Linked DNA regions of Homo sapiens: region 1 is linked to region 2. A link is an interaction called in ENCODE POLR2A ChIA-PET data of the cell type or tissue named here. Cell type or tissue: CD4-positive, alpha-beta T cell. All regions are shown on one strand. Each heading gives the region's core, and the rest is flanking DNA. Links, peaks and the distances in the headings are about the cores only.

Region 1 (7,177 bases), core at 4,678-7,177, 190 kb before region 2:
AAAAGAAGGTAGAAAAAAGAGACTAAAAAGATGAAGAATAGAAAAAGCAAAAACAGATGAAAGGAGAGGACAAAGGAATTATCCAAAAAAGTATAACAGAATCTCACAAAAGTTAAAAGACATGAGTCTCCAGAGGACCCTGCAAATGCCCCTTTGTGTGAATGAAATAAAGAACAATGTATGGCAAACATCAAATCAAAATCAGAACAGAGGACATAGAGAAGATCCTAAGGATGGCTGCCAAGAAAAAGAGAGGTCCCCTGTTAACAATGACAACAAATTCCCACCAGCACCCTTGGTGCAAGATGATCATTTGAATTTAGAATTCTCTTCCCAGCTAAACTAGCCATCAAGTATGAGAGAATAAAGAATATAGAAATTTGCTGGCAAGGACTCAGGAAAGGGGATATCCTTTGGATCCCTTTTCCTAAGTAGTTGTAAAATGAGGGAGTAGAAAAGAAAGAAGACATGGAATTTGGGAAATTGTGGAAGCAACCAAGGAAAGCTGAAGATCAGTTCTAGGAAACAGCCGGATAGGCGGCCAGAGTGGTTTCTAGAAATGCTAGAAAAATGAAGGAAGTGCTAGAAAGGAAACGTAATGACAGTGGACTATTTGGCACTATAGTAAATAATATTTACAAAGAAAACATATGAAGTCTTTTTTATTCATTTTCAAGTTTTTCCACAGTCACCAAAATTTTAGCTATAAGAGAATACAAAAGTGATCAGTCTTGACTGAAACTGGGAGGTGGAAGAGATAGATGAGCATGGGACAAATAGGAATATAGATGTCAGTGCACAGAACAAGGCATTCATAGAGACCGTCTGCAGTTGCTGGAACAAGAAAAAGGTGAACTTTAAAGTTACAAATGTAATCACTGGAAGAACTACATATAGTGCCAGAACTTTTAAGTTAAATCACATGAAACTTGTTTTTTGTTGTTGTTGTTGTTTTTGAGACACAGTCTCGCTCTGTCGCCCAGGCTGGAGTGCAGTGGCGTGGTGTCGGCTCACTGCAACCTCCACCTCCTGGGTTCAAGCAATTCTCCTGCCCCAGCCTCCCGAGTAGCTGGGACTACAGGCGTGCACCACCATGCCCAGCTCATTTTTTTTATTTTTAGTAGAGACAGGGTTTCACTATGCTGGCCAGGCTGGTCTTGAACTTCTGAGTGATCCGCCTGCCTCGGCTTCCCAAGAAACTTGTTTTTTAGGTCAAAAATGGTTGAACATAAAAAATGTAATACAATTCAATCTAACATATGAGCAGAAATGTATAATATCAGTAAATTAAACTATTAAAAGTTTTTAAATCAAATCTTATTTTATTTTTTAATTTATTAAGAGATGGAGTCTCACTCTGTCACCCAGGTTGGTGTGCAGTGGCATGATCACGGCTCACTGCAGCCTCAACATCCCGAACTCAAACAATCCTCCTGCCTCAGCCTCCCAAGTAGCTGGGACTACAGGAGCGCACCACCATGCCCAGCTAACTTTGTATTTTTTGTAGAGCTGGGGATATGGCTATGTTGCGCAGGCTGGTCTCAAACTCCTGGGTTCAAGCAATCCACCCGCCTTGGCCTCCCAAAGTTCTGGGATTACAAGCGTGAGCCACTATGCCTGGCCTGGACTGGCATTTTAGACATCCTCAGGGAATATGAAGCTTCAGCAAAGCTCAGGTTATATTCTTACGAAAAGCATTAAATTATTTCTGTGTTTTATATAGCAGGTCCCTTCACCTTTTAGAGAGTAGTAAATCTAGCTTCTTTGTACAGACTTACAACTTATCTAAAGATTTCATCTTTTTACCTCATATTTGGGAGAAATTTCATGGATATATGTTGTCTGTTTTCCTATGCCTTCTAGCTCAAGCAACATATAGATCAATGTTAATTTTTTCTTTTTTAGATCTTATAAAAAAAAAAGCCAAAAACCCCACAATTCTTTGAAGAACGAAAGGGGGAAGCCAGCTGCCATGTCATGAGGACACTCAAGGGGTCCATATGGCAAGGACCCAAGGCTGCCTGCCGTGAGCCACCAGGGAACTGCCAACAGCGTGAGCGGGATATGTCGGAAGCAAATCCTCCAGCCGCAGTCATGATGATTAGAGCCCCAGCCAAGATTTTGATGGCAACCTCATGACAGACCCTGAGCCACAGCCACTCAACTAAACTACTCCCAAATTCTTGACCCTCAGAAACTGTGACGTAATGTATTTTATTGTTTTAAACCACCAAGATCTGGGGTACTGGTTATGCAACAATAAATACCGAATACACACATACAATAAAACCAGGCCACGAAGGTTTTCCAGGGGATTCTACAACACGTTCAAGGAAAAGATGATCCCAGTTTTTACGAACCATTCCAGAGAGAACGTCCCCACCCACTTTATGAGGCTGTATAACCTGATACCAAAACCAGTCAAGGATATTATTTTCAATGTATAAGCAAATCTCACTAATGAACAGATAGTAAAAGTTCTAAACAAAACAGCAAGCTGAATTCAGCAATATATTTTAAATACACATAGCATGGCTTGGTTTACTTCGGGAATGCAAGAATGAATTTACTTTTCCAAAATCTATAAATTTATTCACCATTTTAACACATTGAAGAAGAAAAATGATATGAGCATCTCAATAGTTAAGATAAAAATGGATAAAATCTAACTTTACTGATTATTTTAAAATATACTTAGCAAACTCAGACTAGAAACATCACATTTATTGATGAAACATTAGAGACCTACCCTTTGCAACCAAGATAGTTCTAAGGATGCTCACTGTTCTGCTCAACATTATAGTGGAGGTTTTAGCCAGTGCAGGAAGATATTTTAAAACAGAAAAATAAATCAATAATGGGTGTAAGGTTTTAATAGGAAGAAGCAAATTATCAGAATTATTACTAGACATAAGATAATTATGTAAAAATAAATTACATTCTTATATATTGGTAATAAAAATTAGAAAATACAACTTTTTTTATTTTTTTCTTTAGAAAATATAACTTTTTAAAAAGATGCCATCTACAATAGCAATGACAAATCAAAAAAGAGGAAGGATACCTAGGAATAAATCTAACAAAATCAGTGCAAGGTTTCTTTTTTTTATATACTTTAAGTTCTAGGGTACATGTGCACAACGTGCAGGTTTGTTACATATGAATACATGTGCCAGGTTGGTTGGCTGCACCCATTAACTCGTCATTTACATTAGGTATTTCTCCTAACACTATCCCTCTCCCAGCCCCCCACCCCCCGACAGTCCAGGCGTGTGACGTTCCCCGCCCTGTGTCCAAGTGTTCTCATTGTTCAATTCCCACCTATGAGTGAGAACATGCGGTGTTTGGTTTTCTGTTCTTATAGTGAAGGTTTTTATAAAAAAAATTCTAAAACATCACTGAAAGATTTAAAATGACGTAAATAAATGGGAAGATGAACCATGCTTACTGGCAAGAACACTAGGTATTGTAAAAAATACAGATTCTTCCCCAAATTAGTTTTAAATTTACTGCAATTTTTTTTTTTTTTTTTTGAGATGGAGTCTCGCTCTGTCGCCCAGGCTAGAGTGCAGTGGCACGATCTCGGCTCACTGCAACCTCCGCCTCCCGGGTTCAAGTGATTCTCCTGCCTCAGTGTCCCAAGTAGCTGGGATTACAGGCACCTGCCACCGCACCCAGCTAATTTTTGTATTTTTAGTAGAGACGGGGTTTTACCATCTTGGCCAGGCTGGTCTCAAACTCCTGACCTTGTGATCCACCCACCTCAGCCTCCCAAAGTGCTGAGATTACAGGCGTGAGCTGTAAGTTCTATTAAAATCCCAGCAGGGTTTTTCAATGGAGTTGACATGCTGACCCTGAAATATTCATAGAATTGCAAAGAACCAAGAATAGAAGAAAAACAAGGTGGAGAGATGACCCTATACCAAAAATTATTAAAGCTCCAATAATGGAGACCGTGAGTCTGGTATGGGACTAGACAAGTAGACCAATGGAGAACCCAGAAACCAACTCCCACAGCTGCAGAACCCAGAAACAAATGCCACGATCCAGCTCTCCTGCTCCACATCCACCTGGTGGTGTTGGAGGATCCATTGCTCTGGATTGTGAGCACAGAGTCTGGCCACCCAGGGCTGAGGCCATCCGCAGGGGAAGACAGACTGATGTGAATGTAACCTCCAGTCTGAGAAAGTTCGGACTTACCCTTATACACAGAGAAAAATACCAACTCAAAGCTCTTCTTTAGAAATCATGATGCCAATAATAATTGCTCATCCTTTAGTAATAATAGCTAACATTCATTAACATGTATTGCCTGCAGGCCGCTGGGCTAAGTCATTATATGCTTTATTGCCTTTAATTCTCACAAAAACTCTACGAAGCAGGTACTATGTTATCCTGTTTTAAGGTTCAGGAAACCAAGGCTTAGAGAATGTAAGCAGGTGTCTTACCCAAAGTCCCATGCAGTTAGTAAGTGGTAGAGCTGGGATTTGAACCCACAGTTGTCAACTCGCCAGCCCCTGTTTTAACCACTGCCTCTCATAAGCACAGACATTCAATTAAAGCAACAAAGGTTTTACGGCTTTCAGTTGGAAGAACAAATGAGACTGTGACAGCAGCTGAACTAGAATCAAGCTTATCATTATATTCATGAATACCAGTCACATGTTAACTGCTCCATAAATGCTTGTGAAATGAGGTGGCAGAGTTCCAGGAAATGCAAATCAATCCAGTTTCAAAATGACATGTTGCATGGATGTAAAGCAAGTGGAAACTCACAGGAGGCTCAGGAAACACGCTGGACCTACACTGGGCACCTGGAGGGAAGGCTCCGTGTTTTCTTCCTCTCTCAGCCTCACAGAAGTCGCTTATCCTGAAAATGCTCATGCATGAATGGAGTCCAGTGCTCTCCCAAGTAGCCCATAGGTCAGAGAGACATAAAGTGAGAAAAATGGAGCAAGGGAAAAAATGGCAAGAGCTCTACTTCTCAAATAAAATTCGATGAAGAGGGCCAGGTGTAGTGGCTTACGCCTGTAATCCCAGCACTTTGGGAGGCCAAGGCGGGCAGATCACTTGTGGCCAGGAGTTCAAGACCAGGAGTTTGAGATCAGCCAGGCCAATATGGCAAAGCCCCGTCTCTACTTTAAAAAGTACAAAAATTAGCCGGGTGTAGTGGCACACGCCTCTAATCCCAGCTACTCAGAACGCTGAGGCATGAGAATCACTTGAACCTGGGAGGCGGAGGCTGCAGTGAACTGAGACGGCCCACTGCACGCCAGCCTGGGCCACAGAGCTAGACTGTCCAAAAACAAAAACAAAAAATTAGATAGAGCAACAGCCTATCCTTTCCCTCCAGGAAAAGCCATCATCACTTGGATGGCATGTGTTCCTTTATCCACGCATTGATTTCACAAACATTTACCGGCTTACTCTGTGCAGGAGACAGGCCCCGGCCTGGAGCTGTCCCCTTACTCAGTAGACACTGAAGAGGCCCCTCTCTCCACCAGACGCCAAGCCAGGCACAGCGGAGCACGGATGGGTCCAACACAGTCCAGCGCCCCCGGCAGTGTCAGCGCACACCCGCGTGGGAGCTGGGGAAGGCAGGCAACCACAGTTTACAAACGTCAAGCTCAGTTTCCAGGAACGGGCGGGGGACACAGAGAGGAGGGGTTGCGGGCCTGTGAGAATGAAGAGCACAGAGCGGAGAGGGGGAGGAGGAGGGAAAGGAAGGCGTGGCAGTGAGAGAGAAGAGGAAGAAGAGAGGAGGAGTGGGGAGGGGAGGGAGAGCAAGACAGCAGCGGGTCTGGATTCCCCTCCGAGCCACATCTGGTCAGGTTCTAAGTAATTAGAAGATTTTCCCATTGGTTTACCCAAGGGCTCTCTCTCTGATTAATTTTCGAAAGAGTTGGCCAATTTTAATCATAGCAAACACGATGATCACGGTGATCATGGCCTGAACAGCTAAAAGCAGAAAATAAAACCCCCAGAACGGACTATGATCTTGACCTTTGCCCGTGGTCACCGGCTGGGCCCACACCCAGGGTTCTGAGCTGTTGGGAGCCAAGGCTGGGTGGACAGGGGCTTCCGAGGAGCTGTCCGCAGCGGGGCGGGGAGGCGGGCCCCGGGGGCCCGGGCACTCCGCGTCACCCCCCGGCAGGGCCCAGAGCGGCAGGCCGGCGTGCGCCCCAGGGCCTGCGCACCGTGGGGGCTCTTCCCCGCCCACGAGGCCTAGGTGCTGCCGCAGCCACCCCAGGAAGGGCCCCAGGCCACAGTCGCAGCGCCAGGAGTTGTGCCCCAACAGGACCTCCGTCAGCCGGGGCAGAGCCCCAAACACGTCGCCAGGCAGGGTCTCCAGCTGGTTGTGGTCGAGCTGGACGCTCTCCAGGCTGCTGAGATTGCGGAAGAGGGCACGGGGCAGGGCGCGCAGCCTGTTGCGGCGCAGGGACACCTGGCGCAGCTTGCCGAGGCCGCGCAGCAAGCCGTCGGGGAGGGCGGTCAGGCCGTTGGAGTGCAGGGCGAGCACCTGGAGCTCGCCAAGGCCCTGGAAGGCGCCCTGCGGAAGCGCGCTCAGCCGCGGGCTCAGAGTCACCCCTAAGTACCGCAGGCGGCTCAGGTTGCGGAAGGCGGCGGCGGGCAGGGTGCGCAGCTGGGTGCGGTTCAGCCACAGCTCCTGCAGGCCCCCCATCTCCCCGAAGAGCACCCCCGGGAGCTCTGCCAGCGGGTTCTCGAACAGAGTCAACAGAGTCAGATTGTGCGAATGAAGAAAGAGCGCAGAGGGGAGAAACGCAAGGTGGTTTCTCGAAAGCGTCAAAGAACTGAGGTTTGGGAGCCGGTCGAAGGCCCCGGGTGCGATGGAACGGATGTGATTTCGGTGGAACTGCAGCTCCGTCAGGGCGCCCAGGCTGTTCAACAGCCCCGAATCCAGAGACACAAGGCGGTTCGAGTGGAGCAGAAGTCTCTCGAGCTTAGCCTGTGCTCCAAGCAACCCCTTGGGCAGGTGGGTCAGGTTGTTTCCCGATAAATCCAACAACTTCAGGTTCTCCAGATTCGTGAAGAGACTGGCAGGAAGGAAATCGAGCTGATTCTGGTTCAGAGCGAGCTCCTGCAGGTTAACCAGTTTCTGAAACATGTTTTGGTCAATGCCCCTTAGCGCATTGTGGTCCAAAAACAACTGCTCCAG
Region 2 (6,559 bases), core at 4,060-6,559:
TCTACAAAACTAACTGCTTCATGCTAAGGAAGTAATAATAATAACTGATACCTTTATAGCATTTGGGAGTGGAAAGGCCCTTTCATGGTTTGCTTTTAGTTTTTTTCTGTGTGTGTGTGTGTTTTTTTTTTTTTGGATGGAGTTTTGCTCTTGTTGCCCAGGCTGGAGTGTAATAGCACGATCTCAGCTCACTGCAAGCTCCACCTCCCTGGTTCAAGTGATTCTCCTGCCTCAGCCTCCTGAGTAGCTGGGATTACAGGCACCCACCACCATGCCCAGCTAATTTCTGTATTTTTAGTAGAAACGGGGTTTCACCATGTTGGCCATGCTGGTCTTGATCACCTCAGGTGATCCGCCCCTCTCAAAGTGCTGGGATCACAGGCGTGAGCCTCCACGCCCGGCATGGTTTCTAGTTTTTGGAGGCACCATAGAGTAAAGCAGGTAGAAGAGGAGTACACTTTTTTTCTTTCTTTCTTTTCTTTTTTTTTTAATGAACAAGAATAGGAGTCCCACAGTTGGTGAATGGTGGGAGTTAGGACTGGTCCCCATCAGAGCTGGCGTTCTGGAGACCACACAGGTGCTGACAGCCCCGGGCACTGATGTGCGTCAGCTCGGGCCGAGTGCTGGCTGCCCTGGCTGGGATTGGCAGCAGCACTTCTGAGCCTGGCGCTTTATTGTGTACTATCTTATCTCAATAGGAAAAGGCAATTCAGGGGAAGAATTTCCCTGTCACAGTGCTCCAGACTTTCCATTGTCCAGCTTTCTTAGTCCTGGGTCATCCCCTGGGTCTGACCATTACTCATATCCATGGAGGCACCTTATCAGGGCTGTCTAAGATATGGGGCCTATTTTTTTCTCAGTACCAGACAAACTGGAATTTATCCACCCTTTGTGGCCTGACATCACACGACAATTAGTCGGCCCAGAATCCAGCCACATTTGGGAAGCTGCTTGAAAAGCAGTCTCTAATAACCAGCTCTTTCCTTGCAAAGCCCTAGAATTTCAGGGTCCTCTGCTGGCAACAGTGGTGGAGATGCGTGGAGACCCCATCTCATGATGGGCCAACTGTGAGACTCTTTCTTTTTTTTTTTTTTTTTTTTTTTGAGATGGAGTCTCGCTCTGTTGCCCAGGCTGGGGTGCAGTGGTGCAATCTCAGCTCACTGCAGCTTCTGACTCCTGGGTTCAAGAAATTCTCCTACCTCAGCCTCCCGAGTAGCTGGGATTACAGGTGCCCACCACCACGCCTGGCTAATTTTTGTATTTTTAGTAGACAGGGTTTCACCACGTTGGCCAGGTTGGTCTCGAACTGCTGACCTCAGGTGATCCACCCGCCTCAGCCTCCCAAAGTGCAGGGATTATAGGCGTGAGCCACTGTGCCCGGCCTTTTTTTGTTTTTGAGATGGAGTTTCGCTCTTGTTGCCCAGGCTGGAGTGCAATGGCGCCATCTCAGCTCACCGCAACCTCCGCCTCCTGGCTCCAAGCAATTCTCCTGCCTCAGCCTCCTGAGTAGCTGGGATTACAGGCAGGTGCCACCACACCCGGCTAATTTTGTATTTTTAGTAGAAACAGGGTTTCTCCATGTTGGTGAGGCTGGTCTCGAACTCCTGACCTCAGGTGATCCACCTGCCTCGGCCTCCCAAAGTGCTGGGATTACAGGCGTGAGCCACGCCTGGCGAGAATCTTTCTTTACTCCTGTTCTTTCTCACCCAGCTGGCTTTGAAAAACTTCCAACCTACAGAAAAGATGAAAGAATAACGAACATGTTTATGCTATTCGCCTAGATTAATCCATTGTTCCCGTTTTTCCGTTTGCTTTGTCTCTCTCCAACTACCTGAAAAATTTATAATTTTTTTCTGCTGAAATATTTAAAAGTCAGTTGCTTGGGGCCAGGTGCGGTGGCTCACACCTGTAATCCCAGCACTTTGGGAGGCCAAGGCGGGAGGATCACGAGGTCAGGAGATCGAGACCATGGTGAAACCCCGTCTCTACTAAAAATACAAAAAAAAATTAGCCAGGCATGGTGGCAGGCGCCTGTAGTCCCAGCTACTCAGGAGGCTGAGGCAGGAGAATGGTGTGAACCCGGGAGGCGGAGCTTGCAGTAAGCCGAGATCATGCCACTGCACTCCAGCCTGGGCGAGAGAGCGAGACTCTGTCTCAAAAAATAAAAATAAAAAATAAAAAATAAAAGTCAGTTGCCAAATCACGGTGCTTCACTCCTAAGTAGTTCAGCATGTATATCCAAAGGGGCGTTCTCCTGTGCAACCATAATATTATTAAGAAAGGAAACAATAAAGTTAGCTAATACACTGTACATATTCAAATTTGCTCAATTGTCCCAGTAATCCCATATAGCTCTCCCACCCCATCCCCACTGCAGACTCCTTTAAACTAGAACAGTTCTCTTAAGATGTATTTAAGTATTTCCACAGTCAAGAAACATCTACTACAAAAATCCACATAATCTTTTTACAACAGAATCTAATGACTTCTAAGACTTTTCTGATCTATCAAAATTTTTCTTATAATTGTGAATGGTGGCTCAAGCTCTCTTGTGTTCTACCTTTACTAGTTTACATTATGGTTTTGTTTTTTTTTTGAGACAGAGTTTTGCTCTGTTGCCCAGGCTGGAGTGCAGTGATCACTGCAACCTCCGCCTTCTGGATTCAAGCAATTCTCCTGCCTTAGCCTCCCGAGTAGCTGGGATTACAGGCGTGTGTCTAATTTTTGTATTTTTAGTAGAGACGGGGTATTCACCATGTTGGCCAGGCTGGTCTTGAACTCCTGACCTCAGGTAATCTGCCCCCACTTGGCCTCCCAAAGTACTGGGATTACAGGGGTGAGCCACTGCACCCGGCCTATTAGCTGACATTATCTTTCATAATTTTTTTTTTTTTTTTTTTACTGTGTGTGAACTGAGAATTCATGCTGTGAGAACAGGCAAAGCCACTCAGGCACTGCAGTAGATGATTTCAAGGTAATTCATGTCTGTTCTTCAATCCATGGTTCTGTGATATTTTAGGTTTAATGGCAAAATGTCATTTCTTCATTAAAGCATAATGTTTGGGCCAGGTGTGGTGGATCATGCCTGTAGTCCCAGCGCTTTGGGAGGCCGAGGAAGGTGGATCACTTGGGGTCAGAAGTTCAAGACCAGCCTGGCCAACATGGCGAACCCCGTCTCCACTAAAAATACAAAATGTAGCCAGTCATGGTGGCACGCGCCTGTAGTCCCAGCTACTCGGGAAGCTGAGGCAGGAGAATCGCCTGAACCCAGGAGGCAGAGGTTGCAATGAGCTGAGATGGCACCACTGCATTCCAGCTTGGGCAACAGAGACAGACTCCATCTCAAAAAAAAAAAAAAAAAAGTATGTTTAATTCTGCACAACAGTGGGGTTTGGGAGCTTTATCACTTTTTTTTTGTTTGTTTGCTATTCTAAGTAGTTTTGTGAGAACATCTCATACAAATAGATCTGTTTTAAAAGTAATTTCCCGGCTGGAGTGGTGGCTTGTGCCTGTAATCCCAGTACTTTGGGGGACCAAGGCAGGAGGATCTCTGGAGCCCAGGAGTTCGGAACCAGCCTGGGCATCATAGTGAGACTCCGTCTCTGTATTTGAAAATGATAACAAAATACCAAGAAGAGATGGAAAAAGTAAATACATAAAAGCAATTTCCCGAGGACAGTGTTTTTCAGAGACTGGTCCTGGACCATCTGTAGCAGAATCACCTGAGGAGCCTGCTAAGCTTCCCAAGCCCTGCCCAGACCTAGGGAATCCTCCGGGTGGAGCCTAAGAGTCTACATTTGAGTATCAGGGCTTTAGGCTATACTGGCTAGCAGAAGGTAAGGCCCATGAAATGGCCCTTTTCATCCATGGCCATGCTGTCCTTGGGAAAGATGGTGGTGGCCGCCGTGTATGACGTCCCTTGTTCCAGCTGTGGGTTTAGAGAATCCCTCAGATTTCCTCTGGAGATTCCAGGTGCCAAGACACCTGTAGGAGGAAGGCCGGAAGGGAAAGGTCAAGTCCGGAGCAGAGGCGTGGACCGCGGCAGGCTGCTGTTGGAGCGTGCTGGGCTCAGAAGCCGGGTTCTAGCTAGGAAACTGCGGAGTGGCCAAGGAGTTCCTGGCGCGAGGCACGCCACACAACCCTCGGATGCGAAGACGGTGACCATCCATTTCTCAATACGCCAGTGGCCCTGCCGTGCTACTGAGCCTCGTCAGCCTGTATAATGGAAGCTGAAGATGATGCAGCTCAGGAAAAGCAAGTATGATCTTAAGAACCCTGTAGCTGGAAAGCATGTTCCAAATCAAACCTAATGGAGACAACTACTAGAAGGTATAAAAGTTTTTTTTTTTTTTGAGACAGAATTTTGCTCCTGTTGCCTAGGCTGGAGTGCAGTGGCGCGGTCTCAGCTCACTGCAGCCTCTGCCTCGCCGGTTCAAACGATTCTCCTGCCTCAGCCTCCCAAGTAGCTGAGACTACAGGCGCCCACCACCACGCCCGGCTACTTTTTGTATTTTTGGTAGGGACGGGGTTTCACCATGTTGGCCAGACTGATCTCAAACTCCTGACCTCAGATGATCCGCCCGCCTCACCCTCCCAAAGTGTTGGGATTACAGGCGTGAGCCACCGCGCCCAGCCCAAAAGATTTTAAAAAGGAGTCTCTTGGAGGCAAAGGGACAGAACATTATTGTTTTTCATCATAAACCTTTTGGTGCAATCTGATTTTCTTTTTTTAAACCATGTACTTGCACTATTTTTATCTCAAAAAAGGTTTTTAATGCATTTAAAAACAAAGAAAAGAATGGTTTATAATACACCGTTAGGCTTCTGGGAGGTCTGAAACACACTATGAACCGTAAAATAACCTTGTAATTATCTCCTTAAAAACCGAGTGGGGTGGGCCAGGCGTGGTGGCTCACGCCTGTAATCCCAGCACTTTGGGAGGCCGAGGCGGGCGGATCACGAGGTCAGGAGTTCGAGACCAGCCTGACCAACATGGTGAAACTCCGTCTCCACTAAAAATACAAAAATTAGCCGGGCGTCGTGGCGCGCCCCTGTAGTCCCAGCTATTCAGTCGCAGAAGAATCGCTTGAATTCGGCAGGCGGAGGCTGCAGTCAGCAGAGACCGCGCCACTGCATTCCAGCCTGGGCGACAGAGACTCCGTCTCAAATAAACAAACCAAAACTGAACTACGGAGACGCCCTCGACAGTTCTTTCCCGGCTGCGTCGCCGCTGGCTGAGGTCAGAAACGCCGGCCTTCGGCTGCGGCGGCGGCTGCGGCGGCGGGGCGGGGCCGCGGGACTCTCGCTCCTCGCGGGAGGCGGTGGCTGCGGAGTGCGCACGCGCGGAACCGCAATTCCGTTCTTCCCGGAAGTGCCCTGCTGGTGCTGGGAGTAGGGCGCAAGATGTCGGCGGATGCAGCTCCGAGGAGGTAGGCAGTGGGAGCCGGCGTTCAGTCCGGCCCGTGCCAACAGTGGTTCCTCTCTCCCCCGTAGTTCGAGGAGACCACGCGCTGCCCCTCTGGCACGATCGTGGATGAACCCCCTGGCAACTGAAATGGGAAAGGCAGCGCCCCCGACTCTGGGGACTGGACCGAAGTCCACGGTAGTGACAGCTGCCAGACCCTGAGGAGAGGACGAGAAGACCCGAGGCCTCTGCTACGAACACTGGCAGCCGATGGAAAATTCAGACGGATTTGGGACAGTATGCAGAGTTCTCCAAGCGACAGATTAACAGAGGCTCTTGAAGAATAACTGCGTAATCACGTGTTCTGCTCAAAAGAAGGCCTGAATGCCCAGTGCCTTATTTGGCTTTCAGGGTTGGTGAAAGAAAAAGCAAAGTAGATGCTTTCTAATGCTAAGTCATTTAATGTAGCACCATTCCTTGAACTTCTTTCATCTCTAAGGTCGTCCCTTTCACCTGATGATGACCTTTGGGCCATCGTACAGGCATGTGTAAACTTGGAGATCTTCCTCAACATTGCACCATATCTTGGGTTCATTCAAGGCAGAGTCTCCTTGCAAAAGCATTCTAAAACAATGTAAAGTCGAAGAGAGTAGAGCAATACCTCCATAGTTGGAAAATGTGGAGGAGGCCAATTAAGGGACAGAAAAAGAAGTGCAGAGAATCTTGGAATTGTTGCAAAATTATTCTGGAGATATTTCTAAGTCTCCTCTATCCTTTTCCTTAGTGATTAATACAGGTTTTTATATTAAGTGGACAGTAAAATCCAAACAGAAAGAGGTATATGTCGTATAATGAAGCCTATGTTCAAAGTATATCTGAAATTTGTTTTTATAATGTCTTTCTTGAGAGCTTATAAAGATGTCAGTATTCTGTGGGAAACAAATTGGCACATGCATAAAAGAGAAAAAATGAAAAAAATCAGGCCCAACTTTCAGTTTACAGATGAGGAAACTGTGACATAGAAAAGGAAATGACAAAGATCACACTGAATCAGACCTGGGAACTGGAGCCCAGCCATGCTCCTTGGCCCAGTGCCTCTTCTTATTCTAGGAGCTCATACCCCTTTGAAAGAAACATAATATGAATGTGTCTTCA

Evidence for each region. ChIA-PET counts read pairs that join two places held together with the same protein. Peaks named below come from ENCODE experiments on the same cell type or tissue, not always from the same donor. Only the 100,000 strongest peaks of a DNase experiment are listed, where the experiment ranks them.
Region 1: POLR2A ChIA-PET joins it to region 2 with 10 read pairs; 9 of 35 experiments call an interaction of 5 or more read pairs at or near these places.

What each region holds. Positions count from the first base shown.
Region 1 is chr3:194,390,737-194,397,913 of GRCh38, forward strand. GP5 (glycoprotein V platelet) reads right to left here. Exons shown (of 2, transcript NM_004488.2): 2 at 4,085-7,177. The coding sequence ends at 5,864. Among named protein-coding and RNA genes, the nearest start is that of GP5, 4.9 kb to the right of the region's middle. RefSeq lists a silencer at 6,431-6,480. In CD4-positive, alpha-beta T cell, for the core only: no CTCF peak of the experiment used is centred there; DNase peaks (open chromatin) are centred at 5,685 and 6,425; H3K4me3 peaks cover 1,913 bases; H3K27ac peaks cover 286 bases; H3K27me3 peaks cover 644 bases.
Region 2 is chr3:194,578,633-194,585,191 of GRCh38, forward strand. It overlaps TMEM44-AS1 (TMEM44 antisense RNA 1), which reads left to right and starts at 5,636. Exons shown (of 3, transcript NR_047575.1): 1 at 5,636-5,816. RefSeq lists enhancers at 4,902-5,567, 5,603-5,652 and a silencer at 5,153-5,412. In CD4-positive, alpha-beta T cell, for the core only: no CTCF peak of the experiment used is centred there; DNase peaks (open chromatin) are centred at 5,329 and 6,459; H3K4me3 peaks cover 1,387 bases; H3K27ac peaks cover 1,237 bases.